Regions from separate parts of the Homo sapiens genome. Here region 1 is linked to region 2. Evidence: read pairs that join two places in POLR2A ChIA-PET (ENCODE). Cell type or tissue: endothelial cell of umbilical vein. All regions are shown on one strand. Each heading gives the region's core, and the rest is flanking DNA. Links, peaks and the distances in the headings are about the cores only.

What was found. ChIA-PET counts read pairs that join two places held together with the same protein. Peaks named below come from ENCODE experiments on the same cell type or tissue, not always from the same donor. Only the 100,000 strongest peaks of a DNase experiment are listed, where the experiment ranks them.
Region 1: POLR2A ChIA-PET joins it to region 2 with 8 read pairs; 3 of 35 experiments call an interaction of 5 or more read pairs at or near these places.

The regions. Positions count from the first base shown.
Region 1 is chr11:70,380,151-70,390,667 of GRCh38, forward strand. PPFIA1 (PPFI scaffold protein A1) reads left to right here. Exons shown (of 28, transcript NM_003626.5): 27 at 1,938-2,008; 28 at 2,853-4,246. The coding sequence ends at 1,996. All of the region lies in intron 1 of CTTN-DT (CTTN divergent transcript), which reads right to left. Among named protein-coding and RNA genes, the nearest start is that of CTTN-DT, 13 kb to the right of the region's middle. RefSeq lists enhancers at 4,210-4,716, 8,811-9,582, 9,583-10,352. In endothelial cell of umbilical vein, for the core only: no CTCF peak of the experiment used is centred there; no DNase peak of the experiment used is centred there.
Region 2 is chr11:70,311,111-70,321,627 of GRCh38, forward strand. All of the region lies in intron 2 of PPFIA1 (PPFI scaffold protein A1), which reads left to right. It overlaps LOC107984346 (a long non-coding RNA gene), which reads right to left and starts at 3,862. Exons shown (of 3, transcript XR_001748288.2): 1 at 3,763-3,862. RefSeq lists enhancers at 569-1,464, 1,465-2,358, 2,425-2,941 and a silencer at 9,322-9,503. In endothelial cell of umbilical vein, for the core only: no CTCF peak of the experiment used is centred there; DNase peaks (open chromatin) are centred at 3,791 and 4,871; H3K27ac peaks cover 923 bases.

The DNA of each region.
Region 1 (10,517 bases), core at 1,838-6,837, 69 kb after region 2:
TAATCCCAGCACTTTGGGAGGCTGAGGTGGGTGGATCAGCTGAGGTCAGGAGTTCGAGACCAGCCTGGCCAACGTGGTGAGACCAGCCTGGCCAACGTGGTGAAACCCTGTCTCTAGTAAAAATACAAAAAAATCGGCCGGGCTCGGTGGCTCACGCCTGTAATCCCAGCACTTTGGGAGGCCAAGGCGGGAGGATCACGAGGTCAGGAGATCAAGACCATCCTGGCTAACACGGTGAAACTCCATCTCTACTAAAAATACAAAAAAAAAAAAAAAATTAGCTGGGCACGGTGGCAGGCGCCTGTAGTACCAGCTACTCGGGAGGCTGGGGCAGGAGAATGGCATGAACCCAGGAGGCGGAGCTTGTGGTGAGCCAAGATCACACCACTGCACTCCAGCCTGGGCGACAGAGCAGGACTGTCTCAAAAGAAAAAATTTGCCAGGCATGGTGACACATGCCAATAATCCCAGCTACTTAGGAGGCTGAGGCAGGAGAATGGCTTGAACCTGGGAGGCAGAGGTTGCAGTGAGCCGAAATCATGCCACTGTACTCCAGCCTGGGCGACAAGAGCAAAACTCTGTCTCAAAAAAAAAAAAAAAGTAAACCTAAAAGGTATAGGGAATTTATTATAAAGAAGACTTTTTACCCTTACATTAAATAACTCAGGCACAAGCCTGCTAAAGGGATTATTATTATTATTGAGACAGGGTCTCACTCTGTTGCCCAGGTTGGAGTGCAGTGGCTCAGTCTCGGCTTACTGCAACCTCAGCCTCCCAAGTAGCTGGGACCACAGGTGTGGTCCCATGCCTTGCTAATTTTTTGAATTTTTTGTAGAGATGGGCTCTCACCATGTTGCCCAGGCTGGTCTTAACTCTTGGGCTCAAGCAATCCTCCTGCCTTGACCTCCCAAATTGCTGGAATTACAGACGCGAGCCACCGTGCCCAGCAAAGTTGACTATTTTAATGGCTTTTTAATTAAGGGAATGTGGGGTAAACTCCAGCAGGTCTCCCAGGTTCTTAAGAGTCAGAGGGTTTGTGAAGATCATCTGTCCTCACCAACAGTCCCAACTGTCTTAATGTCTTTGCTGGAACCATGCAGGATGTTGATTAAGTGTTCCTGGTATACCTGTGGGAAAACAAAAAACATAACCGGGAGCAGCCAGTACCTGCTTCCGATTTGCAAAAACTTAAAATCCCAGTTGTTAATGGAAATCGGGCTTACTTATGGCCACACTGTGTTTCTTGAACAAGAACCAAAATCTGTGGTCTCTATGATTAATATTTCTGGTAGGAACTGAGACTGGGCTTCAGTTTTTAGATCAGCTTTCACCCCACTCCCTGGCCAACGCCCCACCCCTGCAGCCAGATCTCTGCACCTGCTCTGCTCCTCCCCAGGAGAAAAGGGCACCGGCTTCCCAGACACCCAGCTAGTGCTGGGTAGCAAGGTTCTCTCCCTCCTCTTAGACTGGTCTTGTACCCGACGTCGTTGGCCTCTGCGCTCAGTGGGGCTGGGCAGCATCAGCAGTGCCGCTTGGTGTTTCCTTCATACCAGTGTTAGAGATGGAGCACTTAGGGCAGGGAGAAAGCCCCATTGGTCTATGAATGCAGAGTTTAGTAAGAGATAAAGGGATCACTCTAAGTAGGGGTCATTTATGCAGATGTACATTTTGAAATTGTTACTGTACCATTTGGTGCTTGGTATTTCGGAGTAGTGTTCCAGAGTCTCCCGGGGCTCTTTGGGAGCTGGGGAGAGCCACCACTGGGTGACACTTGGATCTCTCTGGCTCCATCCCGCCCACTCAGGCAGCTCCCCTCAGGTCCCTCCGTAGGCACTGCTGTAGGTGTGAAGATGTGTGTCTACTTGTGCCCTCATGTGATGTTCTAAGACTAACTGCACGCTGTGTTTGCACGCTTCCTCTCGTGGCTGTTGAAACAGGCAATGTATCAGGAACACAGAGGTTGGATTCTGCTACAGTCAGGACTTACTCCTGCTAAAGTCTCCTGTTGGTGAGTAGAGAGCACCACAACCCCTAGAGATGGCTCAGAGGCACAGCAGGAGTCATCGGAGCTGCAGTGCCAGACTAGGGGTGTGGACCATGAAAGCCAGTGCAGTTTTTGGGGAATTTAAAATATATATAGACACAAGCTCTCCGTACCCATTAAGATCATTTTGTTGTTACAATTGATCATAAAGAGGTTAGTGTGTCCTCTTTTTTTAAGGAAAAAAATGTATTTTCACCTTTTCCTTAAACCTGAAAATGCTGACTCATTTTAATTGTCTGTGGATGTCATGGGGGTGGAGTGGGGAGGAGAGCAGAGCATGGCAGAGAGCGTCAGGGGAGAGTCTCTCCTCCTGACGTCGTTATGCACATTGCTGTGATTCCTAAGCTTGCTTTGTTTTAAATACACATTCTTGAATGAAACAAGCCCAAAGTTTTGTGGTTAATTATATATTATACTAAGTGTGACACTAATAGCCTTTCAGTTTGGAGAGACTGGTTCTTAAAACTGCGGACTCTGGCTGGTGAGTGGCCCGCCCTCTCCTTGCTGTTCTAAGCAATTTTAAGGTCTCCGTTGGAATATTTGACTGGTTTGTTCATCTTTTATTTGTAATTGGTAACATGGAGACGTAAGCCAAAATGAAGTCAGCCAAGGAGCTGTCTCATTGATGTGCATAGCCCTTGATGTTCTAGCCAGTGATTCTCAGAGCAGCTACGGCACAGAAAGTGAGGGGTCCTGGAGGGGAGGGGTCAGTGTCGGGGGGACGTTTGGGCCCCAGCATCAGAAGTTCCCGTTCGTCAGTATGGCCCGGCCTGTACTGAGTGGTTTTTTGTTTGTGTTTATTTTCCAGTTTACCCACACTACTTCTACAGATGATTATGCAGCATTTGAATCCAACAAAGACTACATTTTGGAATCCAGTGGAATCTTTAATCTTGTTAATACTTGTTATATGGACCCTAAGATATTTTATTACAGAGTTTTTAATTAGTGAAAAATTCATGAATACCATAGAGAAAATATTTTAGAATTTAATGTTTCTTATATTTATGTAAACTTATGACTCTTCATTTATATAGTTACTTACTTTTTCATGTATATCCAGGCTATAAATATCCTTTCAAATCATGTTCTTATACCTAATTTTAGTCTTTCAAATGAATGTACTGTAATGCTTGTATGTATAAATCCTATGAATAGAGGGCTTTTGTAAATTATGCATTTATTGTAATTATCATTAATTTTTTAATGATAAACCATGACAAAGGATTTTACGTTTATAAAATTATGACAGAAGCCATGTGCATTATCCTTTACGGACGCAGCCTAGCTCTACAGCAATCATCCTGAAATAAGCATACCTAATTTCAAGCAATTGTTGTATTTTCATGACTGACCTTAACTGTACTTTTTCTAGCAAGAGATGCTTTATTCTGCAGCATGAACAGATTTAAAATGGCTGGTGTTAAATATCAGCTCCTAATAAGATGTGGACTGAAAACACTATCACAACACTATGAGAAGCCCCTAGCACTGGTTAACGCTTTCCTAGCCTAGTCTCTGGATTTGGGGAGCTTGTCTTCAGTGGCTGAGACTGTGAGCTGGGAGCAGTTCTCTCAGCTGGAGAGACTCGGGATGGGGTAACCTGGGGACCAGTCTAGCCCCTGCACCCTCTTCCCTGCCTCTGCTCCTTGGGAGCGGGTGGAGAGACACCCATGTGGCTCCCCTTAGGGCCAGCACCAAGCACCACGCTCTCATCCTGCAAGTCGGCGCACACAGTGGATGAAGGCAGGAGACCCAGAAAGCAGTGCAGTGCAGCTCTAATAAAGGCCTTATTTTTCTTATGTAAATCATCTTTTTACATTTGTTTGTAAACATGTTTAAAGAACGAACCTAGTGGGACATTTTTAGACTTTGATGCTCTAGCCATTTTGGATTGTGTAAGTTGCAGATGTGGCTTTTACTTTTTAAATGGCATATTAACAAGCCAGCAAAGTGTGTCAGACCATGGCGTGGTATTTATTGTGCAGCAGATCCAGAGACAGAGGCAGCCTGTCTTTTCAGTTGGTTTCTGCTTTTAATTTACTTGTACAATTCATTGTTACTGTTCTGTTTTTCTATTAATCTTTTGTCAACTTCCTGATTATGTAACAAAGTATGTACAGTCTACTTTTGAACTATTTTTATCACAGTATTATTTATTGCTTTCTTTCAATAAAGTACTGAAGCATTTTCCACTGCCAATGAAGAATACTGAGAATAAGCTCTAACTGTTTTGGAAGGCAGTGTCACCATATGGAAATTGTATTACAGAAGTCAATTGACAGAATAAAGCAGCCAGGAGATGAAGTGCAGGTTCAGGGCGTCATCCTGCCCGCTGCTCTGGAGGTCCCGAGCCTGCATCACTGCAGGAGACAGGTGCCTGGTGTTAAATTGTTAAATGCAAATGTGGGGGCTCACATACACAGTCGGTGGGTAGGGCCCAAAGGCAGAGCCTAGGCCGTGGACCGCGCGCATGCACGCATGTCCCTTAACACCGTTTCCCAGCTCTGCTTCCTTCCTCGGTGCTGGCTTCACACTCCCACCTGCTCTCCCTGCCTGCTCACAAAGGTGGCTCCCAGGCCTGCACCCTTCCACACTGATGGCCTCTGGAAATCAGGAAGCCTGGTTCCCTAATAGCTCACATCCGGTCCTGAGTTGTGAAGCAGCCCAGGGTGGCAGAGGGGAGGCGACACGCTGACAGGCTGGGGGAGTCAAGCAGGGCCCACCCATGGAAGTTGGTGAGCTGAGGCTGAAGGGCTGGAAGCTGATGCCCAAGAGGAAAGCCAGACACCAGCAAGTGTCCCTTCCCCTCCTCCCACCTCAGTGTTGCCATTGAGCCTGGGATTCGCAGAGCCCATGGCCACCACCACCCCACCTGGAGCAGGCATCAGCGGCCACTGCCGACGTCACCTTGGTCTCCGTTTCCTCATTCTGTCTCCGTTGCTGACACCTCGTCTGAGTGGCACGTGCTGTCACGTGGGTCAGTGTGTCCTGGGACGTTTCTCTCAGGCAGCCATCGGGTGTTCAGTGCTTTCCTGTTTCGAACCTGTGTTTGCTGATCTTCCTGCTTAATGTAGGGAAAGCCTTGTTTTCTGTACTTTCTAGTTCTTGAGGTTAACTTCAGTGTGAGCTTTAAAACATAATGTAGTGCCTCCCTGCTTTTTTCCATTTAATAGTCCCTTTTGGCTGAACAAAGCCAAAGGCATGCGTCGAGTATCTTAAAACTTCCAGAAAAAAAGAGACTGGGCAGGGTGTGGTGGCTCACGTCTGTAATCCAGCACTTTGGGGGGCCGAGGTGGGCGGATCACGAGGTCAAGAGATCGAGACCATCCTTCCCAACATGGTGAAACCCAGTCGCTACTAAAAATACAAAAATTAGCTGGCCTGTAGTCCCAGCTACTCGGGAGGCTAAGGCAGGAGAAACGCTTGGACCCAGGAGGTAGAGGTTGCAGTGAGCCAAGATCGCACCACTGCACTCCAGCCTGGCAACAGAGCAAGACTCCATCTCAAAAAAAAAAAAAAAAAAAAAAAAAAAGGGACTGGGGGCAGTGGCTCATGCCTGTAATCCCAGCACTTTGGGAGGCCAAGCTGGGAAGATCACTTGAGGCCAGGAGTTCAAGACCAGCCTGGGCAACGTAGTAAGACCCCCTTCTCTACCAAAAAAAAAAAAAGTGAAGACATTTTAAAATAAAACGACACTTGGCATGCAAATAGGTTTGACGTCTAGGACCGTTAATCTTCAAACTTGAGTGTGCGAAGCATCACCTGGCAAAAGATGCAGTTGTGGGCATCCCCTCTCCATTCAGAGCGATTCAGCACTCATTCATTGAGTATCTATCTACTCTGTACCAGGCTCTTTTTGGTGCTGGAGAGACCGTGGTAAGAACATTATTTCACCCTTCCAGGAAAAAGAAACGTTTCTAAGCCTGTACATCCAAGAGACAGCCCAGGAGTACAAGTTGCGCCATGACATTGGCATGGAGGGAGGGAGAAGTCCTCTGGGGAGGCCTGCATCACACAACATCAAATGCTGAGAACCATTTCATGTTCACGCTACATATTTACTGTCTCCTATGAATAAAACTCCAGACAGGGTTTCAGAGAACACCAATGCAAATGGACCTGTATTAGGTAATATGCCACCTTTCTTCATGTGACCTGTCATGCACCAGCTCTTGTGAGGTGGTTTTTTTTTTTGAGATGGAGTTTCACTCTTGTTGCCCAGACTGGAGTGCAATGACACAATCTTGGCTCACTGCAACCTCTGCCTCTTGGGTTCAAGTGATTCTTCTGCCTCAGCCTCCCAAGTCACTAGGATTACAGGTGCACGCCACCACACCTGGTTAATTTTTTGTTATTTTTAGTGGAGACGGCGTTTCGCCATTTTGGCCAGGCTGGTCTCGAACTCCTGACCTCAGGTGATCCACCCACCTCTGCCTCCCAAAGTGCTGGGATTACAGGCGTGAGCCACGGCGCCCGGTTGTGAATTTTTTTTTTTTTTTTTTTTTGAGACGTCTCACTCTGTCACCAAGGCTGGAGTGCAGCGGCGCGATTTCGGCTCACTGCAAGCTCGCCTCCCGGGTTCACGCCATTCTCCTGCCTCAGCCTCCTGAGTAGCTGGGACTACAGACGCCCGCCACCATGCCCAGCTAATTTTTTGTATTTTTTAGTAGAGACGGGGTTTCACCATGTTAGCCAGGACGGTCTCGATCTCCCGACCTCGTGATCCGCCCGCCTCGGCCTCCCAGAATGCTGGGATTACAAGCATGAGCCACCACGCCCAGCCACTGGTCGTGAATACTTTAAATAGGTCTTGCCAATCGACCTCAAAAGAAGCCAACAGAGCACAATTTTTCACTCCTGATGAAGGGCGGTCGACAAAGCACGACTCTGCCTTAACACTACACGGTTCTCATCTTCAAATAGACCAAAATGTGCTCATTAAACAAAAGCAATATAATTTAGGAATGGGGGTATTACAGAAACTGTAAGTCTTGAGGGAGTTGAATCACCAATTCTCCAACACCCTATTTTCATTTTTAAGTTTTTTGTTATAATCAAAGTCATACATGCACATCATTTAAAGTAAAAACAAGCCGGGTGCAGTGGCTTACGCCTATAATCCCAGCACTTTGGGAGGGTGAGGCGAGTGGACTGCCTGAGGTCAGGAGGTCAAGACCAGCCTGGCCAATGTAGTGAAACCTCATCTCTACGAAAAATACAAAAAAAATTAGCTGGGCGTGGTGGTGGGCACCTGTAATCCCAGCGACTAGGGAGGCTGAGGCAGGAGAATCGCTTGAACCCAAGACGCAGAGGTTGCAGTGAGCTGAAATCACACCATTGCACTCCAGTCTGGGCAACAAGAGCGAAACTCCGTCTCAAAAATAAATAAAAATAAAAAAAGAATAAAACCAGCAGCCCTTGCCCTTGCCCTTCCTCTCTTTCTCCCTGCTCCCTAGACCATGGGGAATGGATTTGGCTATTCCTTCTATTTGCTTTCTTACTCCCAAATGATATGCGCTCAGCGTGGCGTCCTGCTTCCTCCATTTTGGGCCATGTCTTGTGGCTGATGAGAATTTGAGCACCTGGCACCTCCCTTCCCCTCTCCCAGTCTCCCAGCTGAGGTTAAGTCAAGTTGTTGGGATCAAATCCATGTTCTCTGTTTTCATTATTATGACTATATTATTTATTGGTGAGGCAAGTGGGATACTTTGATTATAACACAGGGGGGCACATGGTAAGACTATATTCCCCAGTATTCACAGATGAAATAACACGATGTCTGGGGTTTGCTTTAAAATAATCTTAGGGGGCCGGGCGCGGTGGCTCACGCCTGTAATCCCAGCACTTTGGGAGGCCGAGGCGGGTGGATCACCGGGTCAGGGGTTCGAGACCAGCCTGACCAACATGGTGAAACCCCGTCTCTACTAAAAATACAAAAATTAGCTGGGCGTGATGGCGGGCGCTTGCAATCGCAGCTACTCAGGAGGCTGAGGCAGAATTGCTTGAACCCGGGAGATGGAGGTTGCAGTGAGTCGAGATTGCACCACTGCACTCTAGCCTGGGTGACAGAGCAAGACTCGGTCTCAAAAAAAAAATATCATCATCATCATCATCATCTTAGGGGAGGGAGGGCTTATGGATTGAACAACACTGACCATGTGGATTGGTGACTGTTGAAGGTGGATGGTGCATTCATGATGGTTACATTAATCCACCTTCACATTTGTGTGAGATTTTCCATAATAAAATGTTTGCTGGGTGCAGTGGCTCACACCTGTAATCCCAACACTTTGAGGCCAAGGCTGTAGGATTTCTTGAGGCCAGGAGCTCAAGACCAGCCTGGGCAACAGGCTCTGCCTCTGCAGTAAATTTAAAGATTAGCGGGGTGTGGTGGCACACGCCTGTAGTTCCAGCTATTCTGGAGGGTGAGGTGGGGGACCACTTGAGCTTGGGAGGTCGAGGCTGTAGTGAGTTACGATTATGCCACTGGACTCCAGCCTGGGCAACACAGCAAGACCCTGTCTCAAAAAAATAGTCCAAAAAACAATTTTTAATAGTTGTCTCAGGCAGACCCTCTATGTGATAAACTGTCTTCGTCTTTGGATGTCTGAGAATACTGCTGCTTACCCCTTCACTTCATTACGGTAATTTTGCCCAGTTTCAAACTCTAACTGCAGCCCACAGCTGAAATATTTTATATCACAACCCAGCATGCACACACTACATTTCATCAATTCTGCTGTGAACATTTTTTCATGTTTTGGTATCTTAAATTAGGATGTGTCTTATAAGCAATGATACTGAAGCACTCTGGGAGGCTGAGGTGGGTGGATTGCTTGAGCTCATCAGTTCGAGACCAGCCTGGGCAACATGGCAAAACCCCGTCTCTACAAACAACACAAAAATTAGCTGGGTGTGGTGGTGTGTGCCTGTAGCCCCAGCTACTCAGGAGGCTGAGGTGGAAAGATCGCTTGAGCCCAGGAGGTGGAGGTTGCAGTGAGCTGTGATCAGGCTGCTGCACTCCAGCCTGGGCAACAGAGCCGGACTGTGTCTCGACAACAACAGAAACATTTACTCCAAATTGTATTTTTGACATTATTTGTAATGGCTGTTATAGGGCCAACAGATGAAGTGGCCCTGCAAAGCTGTCTATTGTCAGGGCAATTTGCATCTGTAGAGAATCTCCATTACTGCACCCAGGCCTTATATAACACCTTGAAAAGTCTGAAAAGAGCCGTTTATCATCCCTGACGACTTCTACTTGTGAGGTTTCATCTATGTAACAAGACCCCGTTTGCTAGCCAGACCTCTTCCTCCCGTCTTCCCAGAACCTCATTTGCCAGGATCCAAGCCCTCATTCATTCTGTGGCCTCAAGACCTGACAGTGGTGCCCAAGGAGAGAATACAGTCATGGGTTCCTAGTCTCTTTCTGGTTGGCCCAGTAAAGCCCCTTCCTTATCCCTCTTTTCTACTTATCACTAGAGACAGAAACTCAAAACCATGGCGTTGGGCTGCCAAAAGCCTAGAACAGAACAACAAAATAAGGCAGGTTGGACAAGCCTGGATAAGCTCCTGTACCTCCTGGGGGGCTGGGTCTCTATTCTGAAGGCTCCTGTGTATACATGGTAAATACATGTGTGTGCCTTTTCTCCGATTAGCCAATCTGCCTCATGCCAGTGATTTTTCAGCAAACCTTTAGGGGGCCAAGGGCCTTGGCTCCCACAACATGTTAGACTTGATGAAACACATACAGTATGTGACAAAACATTTAAGACAGGCTGCAAATTCTCTGCTACTCCTCACAGTGAAAGGTAAGAGTCTAACTCCCCTCCCTTAAACCTGGGCTGGCCTTAGTGACTTGCTTGACCAAAAGAATGCAGCAGACATAACTTTGAGACCTGGAGCTAGGTCACAAGACGATTTCCTGGGTTTTGTGGAATTCTCGTTCTGAAAGAAACAAGCCACCAAGTGGCCGGGTGAGCTGGCTCACGCCTGTAATCCCAGCACTTTGGGAGGCCGAGCCGGGCCGATCACAAGGTCAGGAGATCGAGACCATCCTGGCTAACATGGTGAAACCCCGTCTCTACTAAAAATACAAAAAAATTAGCCGGGCATACTGGCGGGCGCCTGTAGTCCCAGCTACTCGGGAGGCTGAGGCAGGAGAATGGCATGAACCTGGGAGGCGGAGGTCGCAGTGGGCCAAGATCGCGCCACTGCACTCGAGTCTGGGTGACTAGCAAGTAATAAGTCCTATTACTCCAAGACCACCCCACTGTAAGGAGGCCCAAGCTAGCCACATGAAAAGACTGGAGAGAGCTGTCTAGTGTCTGTCCCCAGCTGCTCCCGCCATCCTATTCGAAGTGCCAGCCATACACGTGATGAAGCCAACTTGGACATGCCAGTTCTCACAGCCGTGCTGGAGGAGAAGCCATTCTGACGTACCCAACATTCAGAAGCGAGGCCCAGACAT
Region 2 (10,517 bases), core at 1,831-6,830:
ACCAGCCTGACCAACATGGAAAAACCCCGTCTCTACTAAAAATACAAAATTAGCCAGGCGTGGTGGTGCATGCCTGTAATCCCAGGTACTCCGGAGGCTGAGGCAGGAGAATCGCTGAACCTGGAAGGTGGAGGTTGTGGTGAGCCGAGATTGGGCCATTGCACCCCAGCCTGGACAGCAAGAGTGAAACTCCATCTCAAAAAAAAAAAAAAGATAAAGGCAGGTGCAGGGTAGGCTAGAAATCCAGAAAGTTGTCCATAGACTGACAGTGATGAGGGCGTGTGTGATCATTTTCCACTTCATGCGTCGGAATGCACACAACTGCTTTCTTCAAACTGTTAACAGTACTGCTAAGAACTGAATTAACAGTTGAGATATTAAGTAACTTTATTTTAGCCATGTGGCAAAAATCAACCAGTCCATCACAGGCCAAGGATTTGCATTTGAGGAGCAGACAGAGAGGAGGTGTTAATGTGGAAGGGGCTGCGGGACACCTGTCGAGCTGCTCTCCTGGGTTAGAGGGCTGGTGGCGATACTGCCTTTCAGTTGAATGGCACTTTTGATGGTTTTCCCATTTGATTGTTACGGTTGTGGACCATGGGTAGAGTGTAGCTGTCTTTGCACACATTTTGTGGATACATAAACCAAGAGGAATAATAACTTAAGTGACATGTTTGAGGTTGGAAGGGTCAGTTTGTTTCAAACATGGAAGGACAGTGAGTCAGCTTTTTTTTTTTTTTTTTTTTTTTTTTGAGGCAGGGTTCACCTTGTCACCCAGGCTGGAATAGAGTGGTGTAGACACAGCTCACTGCAGCTTCAACCTCCTGGACTCAAGCAGTCCTCACACCTAACCTCCCGAGCAGCAGGGACTACAGGCATGCACCACCACGCCTGGCTATTTTCTATATTTCTATTTTAGAGATGGGGTTTCACCATGTTGCCCAGGCTGCTCGAACTCCTGGGCTCAAGTGATCCTGCCTGCCTCAGCTTCTCAAAGTGCAGGGATTACAAGCGTGAGCCACCACTCCTGGCCGTGAATTAGCATTTTGTTGTCTTTTTTTATTTGTTTTGAGACAGGGTCTCAAAACAGCCTTGAGCACTGTTGCCCTGGGCACTGTTGCCCAGGCTGGAGTGCAGTAGTGTGATCATAGCTCACTGCAGCCTTGACTTCCTGGGCTCAAGTGAGGCTCCCACGTCAGCCCGCAAAGTAGCTGGGAATACAGGTGCGCACCACCACACCTGGATCATTTTTGTATTTTTGGGAGGGACCAGGTTTCACCATGTTGCTTGGGTTGGTCTCAAACTCCTGGCCTCAAATGATCCTCCCACCCGAGCCCCCCAAAGTGCTGGGATTACAGGCAGGAGCCGCTATGCCTAGCTAGCGAATTAGCATTTAAAAAATATATACTTCCTGGTTCCCCCTACAGGAGTGTTGATTCAGCAAGGTGAGGCCCAGGAGTCTGCATTTGAATCAGCTCCACAGGTGGTTACTGTGCAGCCAGTCTGTACTTCCCGTCTTGCCTGTGCCGCCTCAACATCGTGGAGCCTGCGTGTTTTGCTAACTCGAGAGCCCAGGTGTGCAGTGCATTATTTTTCCTGATAGGCAGCATTCTGGTTTTGTGAATGGGTGTGCCTTTGGTTCCATTGCCATCATCTGGGCTGCGGACATTGACTGGGTTCCCCCTGGGTGCCCAGCACTTTGTCACAGGTCTGGGCTTCTGCTTTTCAGAGTAGAGTGGGGAAGACAGCTGGACATGCAGCCGGGAAGTGAGGAATGCCGGGGCTGGGGGCGGGTGTGACCACCTAGCAAGGGGACCTGTCCATGCCCACGTGGGAAGTAGAGGAGGCCTCTGCAGGAAATGGCCTCAAGCTGTGAACATCAGGTAAGTGGGAGCTGGTCAGGGAAAAGTGGCAGCTTCAGAGGTCAGAGGGAACAACCGTGGTGTGGAGGGCCAGCAGAGGAACAGACGGCATGTTGAGCGAGCTGTAGATTGCTGTGACCGATGTGCTGTGAGGCATGAGGTGAGGAGGGAGACGCTGGAGTCAGAATGGGCGGAGCTGACTTCTAGAGCGGCCACTCTGACCTCTCTTCTGTGTGCTCATGGTGTCACCTGATAGAGTATCAAGGTCTGGATGAGACAATCCATGTTAAGTGCTTAGAACAATGTCTGGCAGATAATGCAACAGAAGTGTGTGTTATGACTTCTCATTTGGGTTAGAAGTTATTAGGGGGGCTTTGGGCTTGACCTTAAGGGCAATGGGAAGTTACTGAAGGATTTTAAGCAGGAAAGTCAGAGTCTGATTTGTTTCGGAAAACATAGAGAATGGATCCGAGCGGGGAAAGATTGAAGGCAGGGATGAGTTAGGCAGCTTTTTTAGTAGACCAAGGAGACACAGTGGCTTGGATAAAGGAAGCTGGGGCGAGGAGGTAGAGGAGTGGGCAGTTCTAGAAGATATGTGTGTGAGGGCGAATGAGGGGTCCTCAGCCAGTGGTTACTGTGGAGGAGGAGGCGATGTGATGTCTCAGTGTCTGACTTGGACAACTGGATGCTGATGTCCACTGCGTGAGAGCTTATGAGGAGTTGGGAGCTTGGGCAGGAAGATGATGATGAGCTCAGTGTGGACAAAGGTTTTTGAACCTCCAAGATATCTTGCCTGTAATCCCAGCACTTTGGGAGGTGGAGGCAGGAGGATCACTTGAGCCCAGGAGTTTGAGGCCAGCCTGGACAACATGACAAACCCCCATCTCTCCAGAAAATTAGCTGGGCATGGTGGCGCATGCCTGTGGTCCCAGATACTTGGGAGACTGAGGCAGGAGAATCACCTGAGCCTAGGAAGTCAAGGTTTCAGTGAGCCGTGATTGCCCCACTGCACTCCAGCCTGGATGAGAGATTGAGGTCGTGTCTCAAATAGAAATTTTAAAAAGTGCGGTTGGGCATTTGCCTAGGGTAGGTGATTGAAGCCACGGACACCGGCCGGATCAGGCAGGCACACTGCATAGGGTGAGCAGCAGACCGGAAATGTGGAACCCCAGGAGCACCAGCATTCTGTGAATAGACAGACAGGAAACAGGGTGAGGTGAAGAGATGGGGGTGAACAGTCAGAGGCTACCCAGTAGATGAGGACTGGAGCTGGCCTTTGGGTTTAGCAGAGGAGAGGTGGTGAGTGCCATGAAAGCAGCAGGCGCTGGAGACAATTGCAGTGGTGAGTAAGGGGCCAGGAAACAGAACTGAAGACCGAGACAACCCAGGCTGGGGAAAAGTTTCTGAACAAGTTACGTGTCCATGTGGACACCGTGTATTCTGGTCATGTCCTTGGGTTTAGCATTGTTTAGAAAGACAGAAAGGAGGACTGATCTTTTTTGTTTTTAATACTAAGCAATACAGACTTAAAAATTAAAACAAAAAAAAATTATCTTACTTCCAACTCTCATTCCCAACTGTAGTGGGTAACCAGCATCAGCAGCTTGGTGTGTATCTTTCTATATTTTATCTTATATATACTTGAAAAATACATAAAAGCGTGTGTTTGCTTTTAACCAAATAGGATCATATGGAAATGCGGTTCTGTACTATGTTTTTTTAACTCAATATTTATGTGGTCCCTAAATACTAGGTTTGGGCATACATTTTTTCAGCATGTATTTCTTAAAGAGAAACTGACAGGGAAAATAAATAAGATATTGTATTAGTCCGTTCTCACACCGCTATGAAAAAATACCAAGACTGGGTAATTCATAAAGGAAAGGTTTAATTGACTCACAGTTCCGCATGGCTGGGGAGGCCTCAGGAAAGTTACAGTCACAGGGGAAGGCAAAGGAGAAGCAGGCACCTTTTTCACTGGGCGGCAGGACGGAGTGCATGCAAGCAGGGGAAATGCCAGACACTTATAAAATCATCAGATCTCGTGAGACTCACTCACTATCACGAGAACGGCATGGGGTAACCGCCCTCATGATCCAGTTACCTCCACCTGGTCCTGCCCTCAACACATGGGAATTAGGGGATTATAATTCGAGATTTTGGGTGGCTTCACAGCCGTATCAGATATATTGGAACTTTAAAAATGTTTATGTAATCTGTTATACGCAAATATTGTCCAGTGATTGAAAAGCCAGTGCTACTTCAGTCACAGTGGCTTTGAACATGTTTAGAATTCAGTGAGATGATGAGACCAAATTTTTATAAAATTTATAAAAATGTGAAGTTTGTGGTCTTCTTTTCTAGTGTCCTCCTGTCCCCCTTTTATCATTAGGAGTGGTGCACCCTGCCATCTATCTATGGACTGACGGGCAGATAGATATAGATGTTTATTAGCATACTTTTAATCGTGGCACCAGGGTTTCAAAACATGATTTGCTCATTCATTTTAATATATAAACTTCTAATTTTCTTTATTTCAAATTTGACATGCTTTTAAACCTAGACTGAGGCGAGTAGCTTCTACTGCCTGAAGATCACAGTGTGAGCTCTGCATGCCGGTTTCTCATGTCCTTGTGTCCATTTATTAGACGTCTTTTTGACTGAGAAGACACAAGACTTTGCCTTCTGTGAAGTTCTTTTTTTCTGTTTTTTTTTTTTTTTTTTTTTTTTTGGTGGTAAAATACATGTAAGATAAAAATACCATCATAACCATTTTTAAGCACCCAGTTCACGGCATTAAGTATATTCACATTGTTGTGCAACCATTACTGCCACACATTTCCAGAACTTCCTCATCTTCCCAAACCGAAACTCCATCCCCATTAAACACCAACTCCCTATCTCACCCTCCCCACCCAGCGTTGTCCAGACACCTACCATTCTATTTTCTATCTCTATGAGTTTGACTGCTCTAGAGACCTCATATAAGTGGAATTCTACAGTGTTTTGTCTTTTCGTGACTGGCTTATTTCACTCAGCCCAACATCCTCAAGGTTCACCCATATTGTATTATGTGTCAGAATTTCCTTCCTTTTTTTTTAAATTTTTTTTTCTTTGAGACAGAGTTTGGCTCTCATTGCCCAGGCTGGAGTGCAGTGGCGCAGTCTCGGCTCACTGCAGCCTCTGCCTCCCAGGTTCAAGTGATTCTCATGCCTCAGCCTCCCAAATAGTTGGGATTACAGGCATGCACCACCACGCCTGGCTAATTTTTGTATTTTTAGTAGAGACGAGGTTTTGCCATTTTGGACAGGCTGGTCTTGAACTCCTTGCCTCAAGTAATCTGCCTACCTTGGCCTCCCAATGTGCTGGGATTACAGGCATGTGCCACCATGCCCTGCCAATTTCCCTTCCTTTTTATGGCTGAATAATATTCCACTGAGTGAAGTTTTATTTCATTTTCAGCAAAAGGTTAGTGAAATGTTGAAAAGCAGTTAAAAAGCAAAACAGAGCTATTGAAGGAGATTATAGAGAGTAAGAGATGTGGAATTGTAACATGGCCAAGTAAAGAAAACGGGAAGAGGAAAGGGTAAGGGGTGGGGCCCAGGCACCCACGTGAGGTTGGGGACCATGAGGCTCTGTTGCCCCTTTCCCACTGGCGATGGGGCTACTTCGAGGCATTGGGATGATGGGAAGAGGGCCCAGGCACCCACGTGAGGGTGGGGACCATGAGGCTCTGCTGCCCCTTTTCCACTGGCGATAGGGCTACTTCAAGCCATCGGAATGACGGGAAAAGATGGATCACTTTTGGCAATAAATGTCACATCTGATCTTAACTTGAAATTGACCTGATTGTGGCTTTTGAGTAATAATGTCTGGTCTATATAATATGAACCTGTTAGCCAGATCTAAACCTTTCGTTCAGAAGTGATAAACATCAGCATTATCAGGCATTATGTGAAACCAAGTTCTTTAGCTGATTTTAGTGTTACTTTCTGTTGTCTCAATCCTAGATAATGTCAAATAGAAATACATATTTGCATTCTTCAGATTTATATTTTAAATGAAAATATTCCGGTAATTATTGCATCTATTCTATTTCAGAAAATACTTGACACTTTAATTATTAAATAGAATGTCACTTTAAACTAGTGATATATTTGACTTACAGTATTTTTAAACTTAACATTTTTTTTTCCTAAATAGGAAAAAATGTACACTGACAATTAGATTCCTCTGATGTAATAAGGTAGATCATTTATTGCACATATTTGGGGTTCCTACTATTTTTTTTTCTGCAATAATAATGCAAGCAGTACATACAGGAACATGCTTTTGGGATCTTAAACTTTGGAATGTCCCGTCTAATGTTTACCTAAACTGCTAAGTTTAAATTTGCTTTGATATATTTTCAGTTGTTGGATTCTTCTGAGCAGAGAGAAAGGTTTTTTTCTTTAAGTGGAGTAATCATGAACGTCTATGAATTCGTTTTCTACTGTAGCCACAGCAGTATACCATAGAATAGTTTTGGTAGTTGAATATATTGGGAATACTTACATTTAACCAAAATAATAGAAATTCCCTGTATTCTCTTTGGTTTTAGAGGCAAATCTAAAATCTGGAAGTTGAAATGAGGATAGTTTGGGGTTCTTAGGAAAACCTTAGGGAAACTGTATGAAACAGAAAAAGGCTTGCTGCTGGTGCCGGAAGAGTGACAGCGTGCTGGGGGGTTTGTGCATGAGTGAAGGTGGGGCCAGGTGGGAGCCTTCCTGTTTCTGGATGGATGGTCTGTGCAGTAGTAACTCAGGCTGCATGGTTCTTGCATCATCCGAGTTGTGAAGTGCTCTTCCTCCACTTCCAGGTCCTCCTTGTTATGAGGACTTAGGCTTTGACTAGGGCTTTCATTTAAAGGTGACGAAATTTGTTCATAATAGACTTTTAAAAATAAAACACCGATATTCCACCTTCCTGGGACCGACAGTCCTAGGACCCTGCCACCTTGTCAGGATTCTTCATCTCCCCTACTGGTCCATTATTACCCTCCCAGCCCTGCCAGCCTTTCAGCTCCCTTGCCTCTTCCACTTCATTGCGCTTACCTGGCAGAAACCACCCCATTCAGTCCGTTCTCCATGCCCATTCACCTCCACTGACCCGCAGAGGCCCTAAGTGCCGCCAGCATCTCTGTTAGTGCATCCCGCCCTCTTTCTTCTACGCGGCATGCTGCCTACCCGTCCTCTCTTCTAGATGCCATTTCATACCTTCTCCTCTCCTATCTTCCCCAAATGTAAATGCAGAATGATGACATTGTGTTTGTTTTTTTCTGTGTGAAATTGGAAGAAATCAGAAAAGAAGTTCCACCAACTCCCACCACACCTCTGGATCTGCACCCCGCACCCCATGTCGTCTGCCCTCTTTCCCTTTACTGCGGGTGATCTGTGTGCCCCAGAAAAGGTCAGCCTCTCCTCTTAGTCACTTGACTTACCTGCTTTCAGCTGGACTCATCAGTTCCCACCTCCCCACTGGATTCTTGCCCTCACTATGCAAATGTCTGTCTCATCCTGCAAAGGTCTTTCTTGACCTCATATCTTCTCCAGCCACTGCACTGTTTTTCTTCCCCTTTACTGCAGAGTTCCTTGGAAGAATTTTCTGTACTCCCTGCTTTACTTCCACTCTTCCCATTCTCTTTGAACTCAGTCCAGTGAGGGTTTTGACCCGCCACTGCAGCATGCTGCAGATGTCACAGTCACCATCGATCTCCATTCCAGCAAGTCCGACCAACAAGCATCAGTCAGCTCATTTGATCCACTGGCATCAGTGAATACAGTTGATCATCCTCCTGGAAATAAGGATCTTCAAAGATCTTGAAGGGTTTCCTGGTTTTCCTCCTCATCCCTGATTGCTCCTAGCCTCTTTTGCTGATGCCCCTCAATGAGACTGTTGGGGGCTTGATCCCCATCTCTTCTCACCCTCCACCCAGGGCCTCACTGACTTGCATGGAACAAAATGATTATCCCCATTTGCAGTCTCTACAACACACCCAAAAACTCCAGACTGTGAATTGCGCTCAACTGTCTAATAACCATTTCAAATTTAGCACGTCCAAACCCAAACTTTTACACCTTCCCTTCAAAACATACTCTTCCCGTAGTCACTCCCTTCTCAGGAACCAATGACTCCATCCTTCACTTGCTTCCGCCAGAATCCTTGGAGGCATCCTCGTGCCTTTCTTTCTCTGCGATCTTTGACCTGTCAGGAGCTCCTGCTGGCTCTGTGGTGAACAGGTCCAGAGTCCCTGCTTCTCACCACCTGCGGTGAGCCCACCCTGGTCTGCTGCATAATTGCAGTCATTTCTTACCCATCTCCCCACTTCTGGCCTCACCTTCTCACAGGCTGTTCTGAAGACAGCATCCAGGGGAATCCTTTGAAAACGGGTGAAGGGCACGGCTCATGAGAATCCTTACTTAGGCTCTTTCTTTTCTCTAATATTGATTTTAGTTCAGATCCTCATTAATCCCTGGGATTATTGCAGTGAACTCACTGCTGATTTCCCAGTCTTAATCTCCTCCAGCCCGGGGGTAGCAGTGCTTCCAGCGACCTTTCATTGCTCCAACACACCCATTTTGAGCACATCCCTTATGCTAATGACTGACTGAGACTTTACCAGTTTTGCCCCATTTTCTGTTCAGAGTCCTCAAAGCCTGTAGATAAGGTGATTTCTATAGCCTTCAACATTAAATCCAGGTTTCATGCTGTGTGCTGTTGTTCTCTGAATGGCTGCCCACTTATGACCTCACCGGCTTCCTCCATACACGCTGCCCATGCCCCAGCCCTGCTGAAGCCCTTGCTTATCAGATACCTTCTGCTTTTGTGAAAGAGGCTCTCACTGGCTATACAGCATGTTCAGAATTCAGCTCAATTCAAGTGCTGTGTCCTTCAGCAAACCTTCCGAGAAGCACTCCCACTTCCCATCATGGATGGCTTCAACTCAGCTCCCGCAGTATCCTGGTCACCTCTCACCCAGAGCACGTACTGCTCTGAGGTTCCTGCCAGCTCGTCTGTCTGTTCTTTAAAGCATCCTGAGGAGTGGACAGGCCCTGTTTCTGTGTTGCTGCAGCGGCCAGCATAGACGAGATATGCACTATTTCTTGAAAGAACTGTAACGTCCGATCGAGGTGGAAGCACTCACTTGTGCTTTGATGCATCTCCCCTCCAAACACAACAGTGAAAAGGTACAATTTAAGTAGAGAAACAAACCAAAAAGCATAGCCAGCCCACCAAGCAAGAGAAATACCCTTCAGTACACAAACAGACTAGAAACCTAGCATGGTAAGCCTGAATTGACTGGATTTCACTGGCCACTGAGCCGCAGGCTCCAAGCAGGCAGTGTCAGTAGGAAAGTGGGTTCTTACAGGGGTAAGGGTAACAGGGACTAAAGTGTTCAGTGGAGTTAGAACTAGATGTAGCTACTTTTTTTTTTTTTTTTTTTTGAGACGCTCTCGTCACCCGGCCTGGAGTGCAGTGGTGTGATCACGGCTCAACCTGCTGGGCTCAAGCAGTCCTCCTGTCTCAGCTTCCTGAGTAGCCGGGTCTATGCTACTGGGTCTACGCATGGTGTGTGCCACCATGCCCGGCTAATTTTTTATGTTTTGTAGAGATGGGGTCTCACTATGTTGCCCAAGCTGGTCTTGAACTCCTGGGCTCAAGCAGTCCTCCAACCTTGGCCTCCCAAAGTGCTGAGATTACAGGCAAGAGCCACCATGCCTGGCCTTAGATGGTTTTTGGAGCTGGAGTTAGATAAGGTTTCCCCATCTAAGGCAATTCTCTGCTATACAGATTGGGGCTCTACTGGCAGTTGTGGTCCTAGGGAGGTAGAATGCAAGGCCTGGGATGAGCCATGCTATTCCATGGTTCTCTACCAGGGTCTGCACTGTTGGTGACATAACCACGCAACAGAATCCTGCATCACCATGGAAAACCTAGTTCTGGACGGAGGCCTTGGAAGGCTTGGAGGGCAACAACCACAGAACACTAGTGCTATGGGCTGAATACTTTTGTGTTCCCTGCTCTGCCAAAGTCATATGCTCAAATCCCACTCCCTGGTTTCACTGTATTAGAAGGTAGAGCCCTTGGGAGGGGATTAGGTCATGAGGGTGGACTCCTTGTGAATGGAATAATGTGCTTAGAAGAGACCCCATAGAGATCCCTGGTCCCTTCCATCATGTGAGGACATAGAAGCTGGCAGTTGGGCCCTCACCAGACACCAAATCTGCTGATGTCTTGCTTCTGAACTTCCAGCCTCGAGAACTGTGAAGAATGAATTTCTGTTGTTTAAAAGGTAATGGGAGTTAGTTACAGCAGCCTGAATGGACTGAGCCACTAGACAGGGAGGAGAGCACCAGCAACAGAAAACCTTCTGTCGCGATGAGCCCGAGACCCCAATTCCTCTATGCTCAAAGACCTCTAATACACATCCTCACAGAGCTGATGCCTTACAGAGCTGTGCATTTACTGCATCGGAAATTTAAGGACAGTCTGGCAAAAACTGTCAAAATAAGTATGTTTAAGATGCTTAAAAAGATAAATTAGCATCCATGAAAACAAACAAGAAATTGCCCAAAAGGAAACAAGAGTAAGAAGATATGACCCAAAAAAGAAAAA